Regions from separate parts of the Homo sapiens genome. Here region 1 is linked to region 2. A link is a contact called in ENCODE Hi-C or POLR2A ChIA-PET data. All regions are on one chromosome and are shown on one strand. The core of a region is the stretch at or near the end of the contact, and the rest is flanking DNA. Distances in the headings are between cores, read along the strand shown. Region 1 overlaps INPP4B (inositol polyphosphate-4-phosphatase type II B). Region 2 has its middle 25 kb from the start of LINC02432.

Region 1 (3,232 bases), core at 548-3,047, 810 kb before region 2:
TTTCTAAACATTCTAGGAAAAGGGAATATTTTAACCAAACTGTCGCTTTCCCCCACTATTTCATGAATGGTCCAGTGGCACATGAAGCTAACCAGGTGTCGGAAAATATGCTCTGCCTTATACATACATGTTTCGTCATTGTGTTCTTTTAATGACCCTGTGAAATGATTATTATCATCTCTATTTTACATGTACAAAAAATAGTAAGATTTGGAAGTGCTTAAGTGTTTATGAATTTACTGTTAGAAATGGTAGATATAAGATTTGAAGACCTATCAACCTTACTCCTGTCCATGTTCTTTTTCCCTTTGCACTTCTACCTTCCCCAAGACTTTTATACACAGCAATTCTAGATCAAAGACTGTCAACTTGTTTTACTATGCCTACCAAATAGTTGTAGTTTTGTTATACATACCTGATAATCGAATCTGTGATGCCTCAGAAGTCTTAAAATATTTCAAAATAAAACAAATACGTTTGCTAACTGCAGTAAATCTCATCAATATTTTTTTTTCAGCTTGCTGGATTGGTTTGTGGTTTTATCATCAAATTACAGACAAGTCTGTATGACCCAGGCTTCCTACAGCAGCTTCACACAGTGGGGTTGATAGTACAATATGAAGGACTGCTAAGTACATACAGTGAGTATTGCTTTAGTACAAGTTAAAATCACATTTCTATTCAGAAGGACATTTAATCCAGAAATTTTTCAAGAAAACATAAAAATAAGTAAACCTTTATTGTGCCAAGTATTACAAAAATAATATAACTTTCAGTTTTTTGCATTCACCTTGTAACTTACTTTTGCCTCCTATTATGCTTTGAAAATGGAATTATAGATTATTTCAGAGTGGACTCCTGAGCAGCCATCTGGCTTTTTTAATATAAAAGGCTCTGTGCCAACATAGTTGCAATGACTGGATTTTAAAGTCTCAACCCTGTAATGTCTAGAACTGCACTGTTCAATATAGTAGCCTTGTGTGACTTTTGGGTAATTGAAATGTGTCTAGTCCAAATCAATAAGTACTAGATATGCATACCAGATTTCAAAAACTAGTTTTAAAAGATATTTTATATTGATAATTAATAATTTCATATTAATTTACAATTGAAATGGTATTTTGGATATACTGGATTAAGTAAAATATATTATTAAAATTAATTCTACCTTTTTAATTTCACTCTTTTAAAAAATGACTACCAGGAAATTTAAAATTATATATGTGGCTCACATATTTCTGTTAGAGAGTGCTGATCTGGAATCTTAATGATCTCCCTGTCAGGCTTCATTTGTTAATGTATGGAGATGCAAAACTAGCATGAACCTGGGTCAGTGATGATAAATTCAGCTACCTCTGTTATTTCTAGACAACAGATATCAGTCCTGCCAGTAGAAAGAAAGGTGCACAAATCACAAAGGGGTTAAAACACTCTCTCCAGCCTCACAGCAAATGTCCACGTTCTTCCTTCCCTCAAAGGGTAGATTGACTTCTGAAGTCCATTGAAATGGTTCTCATTTCACTAAGAAACACCTTCAGCCTCTGAGGAAAAGTGTCTAGAGTAGGTTCACTGCATTCAGAAACTCATTCAATAAAATGCTAGAACAAATTCCAGCAGGGAGGCATAGTAGCTAGTGACATTTTCCTCAAATGTTTGTTTGTAGCTAAGTGCCTTTTCTATTGTTTAGGCGATGAAATTGGAATGCTAGAGGACATGGCCGTTGGCATTTCCGATTTAAAGAAAGTTGCATTTAAAATAATTGAAGCCAAATCCAATGATGTGTTGCCAGTTATAACAGGAAGACGGTAAGCAGTGCTCACTTCCTGAAGACCAGGCTTTGTTAGACATGTCGTGTTAACTCCTGTCAGAGGAGGCAAGGAGAATTCAGGTTTGATTTGGGAATATTTCTTTTGTTTTTTTTCTTTTCCTTTTTGGTAAGAAATACACATGGATGATATGATAGGGGACAATCTCAAAAAACTCCTGGAAGTCTCATGAATGTTTTAAATTGTAGTGAGTTGAGTATGGCAGTACTCTCCCACAAAATACAAGAAATTCAAAATAATAGCCTGCATGAGAACATTTTTCTCCTTATTACTATCTCATCCAAAGCTCTGGGTGTTTTTACTTTTGCGGGAGTTGTTCAGTTAATAGACTCATAATTCTTGAAATGACTTTAAATTAAATTCAGTTAAAAGCAGCAACATTTTAGAAAAGATATATTTCTGTGTCAGGGGAATATACCACCATTTTTCTTAATTATTTTTGACAATTCACTCTCAGACTATGAGATTTCCGAGAAGGGTTTTCAATAAATAGCTTCGAAGGTCAGTGTATGATAGGCAAAATGTCAGAAATAATTAAGAAAAATGATGGTGTGTAGAACAGACCTCCAATAGAAGAGGTACATCTTATAGTAAGTTGTCTCAATCAGAGGTCCAAACTATTCCGGTGTTAGTGCTTTTAATTGCTGCATGAGGATATTTAAAATTTGAAACATTCTGGGGTCATGTTCAAAACATATGAACATACAAAAGGGAGAGCCTTTTCATGCTAGAGAGAGATGCAAAACACACTGAGTATAAAGTTCAAAGTAAACTTGTTTTCCTGTTGATAGTAAACATATAATAATTATTTTAAATGTTATGAAGGATACCCAGAACCACATAGTTGACTGAAAGGTGACTTTCTTACTCACAAAAAAACCCACATCCTCAGAAACTAAATATTTACCTAGAATTAATGCTTAACTTGCCATTCATTTGGGAGAAAAAGAATAAAATTGCTCATACGCACACCTGAAAAACAGTACAATTCTATATTTCTCTCAAGTTTACTATCAAAAGTGAAACACTAACACTTATATCACAATGTTTAAGGGAAGCTTACCAGGCCATTTAGTGTAGGCAGAGTACAGCATGCTTTTTCTGAGGAAGTTCTTCAAACAGTATTGAAACTCAAAAGTGATCATGCAGGTAGGGGCATGGCTCCTAGAATGATGAAGTGAGCAGCTTAGCACACCCTCTCTCCAAAAGGAATATTACAACTGGAAATAACAATCCAAAACAACCATTTTAGGATAAACAGAATAAATTGGATGCACACCACAAATTCAGAAGTACTTATTTGTGAGAAACTAGTGAACATTGGGCAGCATCAGTAGAAGTCTGTGGCATTTTGCTGAGGGCTGCTCCCATCAACCCTGGCCCTGTGAACACAATTTCCTAGGGCA
Region 2 (3,004 bases), core at 432-2,931:
CTAATTATGATTCGAAGAATAGTGTGGACAGTAGGCAGACAAGAGCAGAATCAGATATGAGGCATCACAGATAAGACCTGCTCTCATGGCCCCTGCTGATGTGTAAGGCATTTCCCCCGAACCTCTTCTGCAGGTCAAGAAGACACTTTGCTCCTTCCTTTATCCTAACCCTCTGCCCAAACCTGAGAAAAATATGACAGAGGCCCATTGCAGTTTAGAAGGTCTTTATACTAACCCCAAGATTCTCATTTAGGAAAGAGTCCATAATGGTTTCACTGGAGTGAAGCAAAGGCAACTGTACAAATATAATCAGCCCACTGAAGGTTCTGGCCTACAACATAAGAGTTTCTTCTGTTTAGCACCATCAAACACTCTCGTGACTGCACATATCAATAACTTTAAGAAGTTACCTTCTCCCCACTTGGACACAGGGTGGGGAACATCACACACCAGGGCCTGTCGTGGGGTTGGGGGAGGGGGCAGGGATAGCATTAGGAGATATACCTAATGTAAATGACGAGTTAATGGGTGCAGCACACCAACATGGCGCATGTATACATATGTAACAAACCTGCACGTTGGCACATGTACTCTAGAACTTAAAGTATAGTAAAAATAAATAAATAGAAGTTACCTTCTCCCTTTTTGGAGGGCAATTTGACCACATCTATTAAAACTTTAAGTGCTCATAAAATTTGACCTTGCAATTTTACATCTGGCATCCATCCTACAGAAACACTGAAGTCTGTGCACAGAGTTACAAACACAAGAACATTCACTTTGCATTATTTGTAATAGTGAAAATTGAAAACCTTAATGTTTCATCAGTATAATGGTTAATTAATTCATGATAATCCATATTACAGATAGTTATGCAAAAGAAGACCAATTTGAACTCATGGAAACAGTGACACGATTTATGGTTAAGTGGGGGAAAAAACTAGTTTCAGGATAATATGTATGGCAAGATCCCACTCTTGGAGAGAAAAAAAGATATATGTGTACAGTGTATGCACCTGTGTCTGTAAAGGCCCACAACAAAGTCATCAAACTATTAACAGCAGTGGCCTTTGAGAAAGGGAGTGTGAGTGGAATGAAGAGGCCAAAGAGAGAATACAGATTGCTCAGCACTTCATAGTGTGATTTAATCTTTTGTAATAATAATGCATTTGTACATTTCCTATGTGACTTTTTTTAACTAGAAAAAATAAACAACAACAAAAAAAACAAGAAATACAGAAATGTGGTTGGCCTAAAAATCTTGGGTATTACTTCTTAATTTTAACAAAAATGTTCTTACAATCCTAGTCTGGTTGCTATTCCAGCCTTTCTAAATTCCTGACCTTCACTGCTCATCAAATTCTAATTAACCTTGTGGTTCCCCAGAGTCTTGCAGGTGTCCGGACCGGCTGGTGTCTCCTGGAGCAAACCAGCCCTCCTTCTTGTGGTAGGCAACTGCCTGGGTGCTAACTCCTCGGTGACAGCAGTGTAAATGATTCCATTGGTCTTCTAGGAGGCAGGAACTTCACAGACCTCAGTGCATAATAACAAATTCAATGCTTAACAGGACTTGTCATGCATGGAAGGAGCTGCGGTCGCCACCACAGTGGTCACAGGACCACAAGTGTGAAGTGAAGAGCTGGCTCTGACAGTGATTGCTCTCTCTAAACAGGTCAGGGTTTGTTCTGCCTCAGTACAAACAAACAGTGCCCTCTTCTGCCCAGCAGCAGAACTTCTCTTCAAAACCATCACCTTGTCAGAGTATCTGGAACTTTCACCCTGTTAGGTTGTTCACTGCAAAATGAGCCAAAGAAACTGGAAAATAACACTGATGAGGGAGAGGTCATCTGTCGGAAAGCTGTCACTCTGATTCTGCCCTAAATTCATGTCCCAATTTTACAAGCATTCTATTTTAACCGCAGAGAAGATGAAAAGATTTAAATAATAGAGTAAGTTACATCTATCAAACTGGCCAAAAAAAAAAAAAATTTAAGTGCTTAAACTTTGTATTGCTATGATAAAATATTATCCATGGTATGGAATATCAGTTCAAGCTTTCTGAGAAACAGTCTGGCAGCTGGTTACCATTTTAAAAATATCCTTTATTACATTTTAGTTCAATAATTATTTATTTGGGAATATTTCATGAAAAAAATAGACACAAAGACAATGAAGTAATTTACATAAAGATGCTTAGAGCCATGTCATATTTCATTATTATATACTGAAAAACTGGAAAAACTCAAGTACAAATGGCAAGCAGTAAATAAATTGTTATATGAAGTACAATATAGTATTACAATGCTTTACTATAAAGCCATTATGAATTGTAATTTCAGGCCAGGCATAGTGGCTCATGCCTGTAATCCCAGCACTTTGGGAAGCCGAGGCACGTGGGCTGCTTGAGCTCAGGAGTTTGAAACCAGCCTGAGCAACATGGCAAAACCTCGTCTCTACAAAAAATACAAAAATTGGCCACGTGTGGCGATGCACGCCTGTGGTCCCAGCTACTCAGGAAGCTGAGGTGGGATGATTGCTTAAGCCCAGGAGGTTGGGCTGCAGTGAACCTAGATAGCACAAATGCACTCCAGCCTGGGCGGCAGAGTGATACCCTATCTCAAAACAAACAAAAAATGGTAATTTCAGGGACTGACATAATAGATTTACTGTATATATGATACTGGAAAAACATAGAATACAAAATGATGCTCATACTCTTACTATAATGCAAGTGTATACAATGGTAAAGGATTTTAGAGTAAACAGAGTTTAGTATACACTCTTATATCTAAAGATAGTTCAGTATGAAGCAATATAGAAAGGTAGGAGAGGGAAAGAAAGCAAGACAGAAAACAAAATCTATTAGCTATTGTGTCATGCCTCATTTCTAACTGCCTCATCTCAAAGTATCATTTTCTCTGTTTTGGAAGCCAGAGAAATCTATTTTACTTCACTAATAGTTTGTAAAGAGAGAGCATATCACTTATTAATGTATAAAAAAGCA

What was found. Hi-C counts contacts between places; a loop is a spot of excess contacts on that map. ChIA-PET counts read pairs that join two places held with the same protein, here RNA polymerase II (POLR2A). Pooled maps may share reads with other maps.
Region 1: a map of endothelial cell of umbilical vein shows a loop between it and region 2 (9-fold over the local background). The contact joins two enhancer-like sites. A Hi-C loop is called at or near these places in 6 of 168 maps with a recorded cell type or tissue (CD4-positive, alpha-beta memory T cell, GM12878, endothelial cell of umbilical vein and 1 more), 31 of 37 single-sample maps with no recorded cell type and 17 of 50 pooled maps. POLR2A ChIA-PET finds 5 or more read pairs at or near these places in 1 of 52 experiments (activated T-cell).

Annotation. Positions count from the first base shown.
Region 1 is chr4:142,120,701-142,123,932 of GRCh38, reverse strand. It overlaps INPP4B (inositol polyphosphate-4-phosphatase type II B), which reads left to right. Exons shown (of 26, transcript NM_001101669.3): 20 at 518-641; 21 at 1,688-1,805. Among named protein-coding and RNA genes, the nearest start is that of IL15, 490 kb to the right of the region's middle. Within about 2 kb of position 1,797, at least 2 of the 41 ENCODE cell types and tissues checked have a DNase peak (open chromatin) inside an H3K27ac peak, as active enhancers do.
Region 2 is chr4:141,306,053-141,309,056 of GRCh38, reverse strand. No RefSeq gene overlaps it. Among named protein-coding and RNA genes, the nearest start is that of LINC02432, 25 kb to the left of the region's middle. Within about 2 kb of position 1,681, at least 3 of the 41 ENCODE cell types and tissues checked have a DNase peak (open chromatin) inside an H3K27ac peak, as active enhancers do.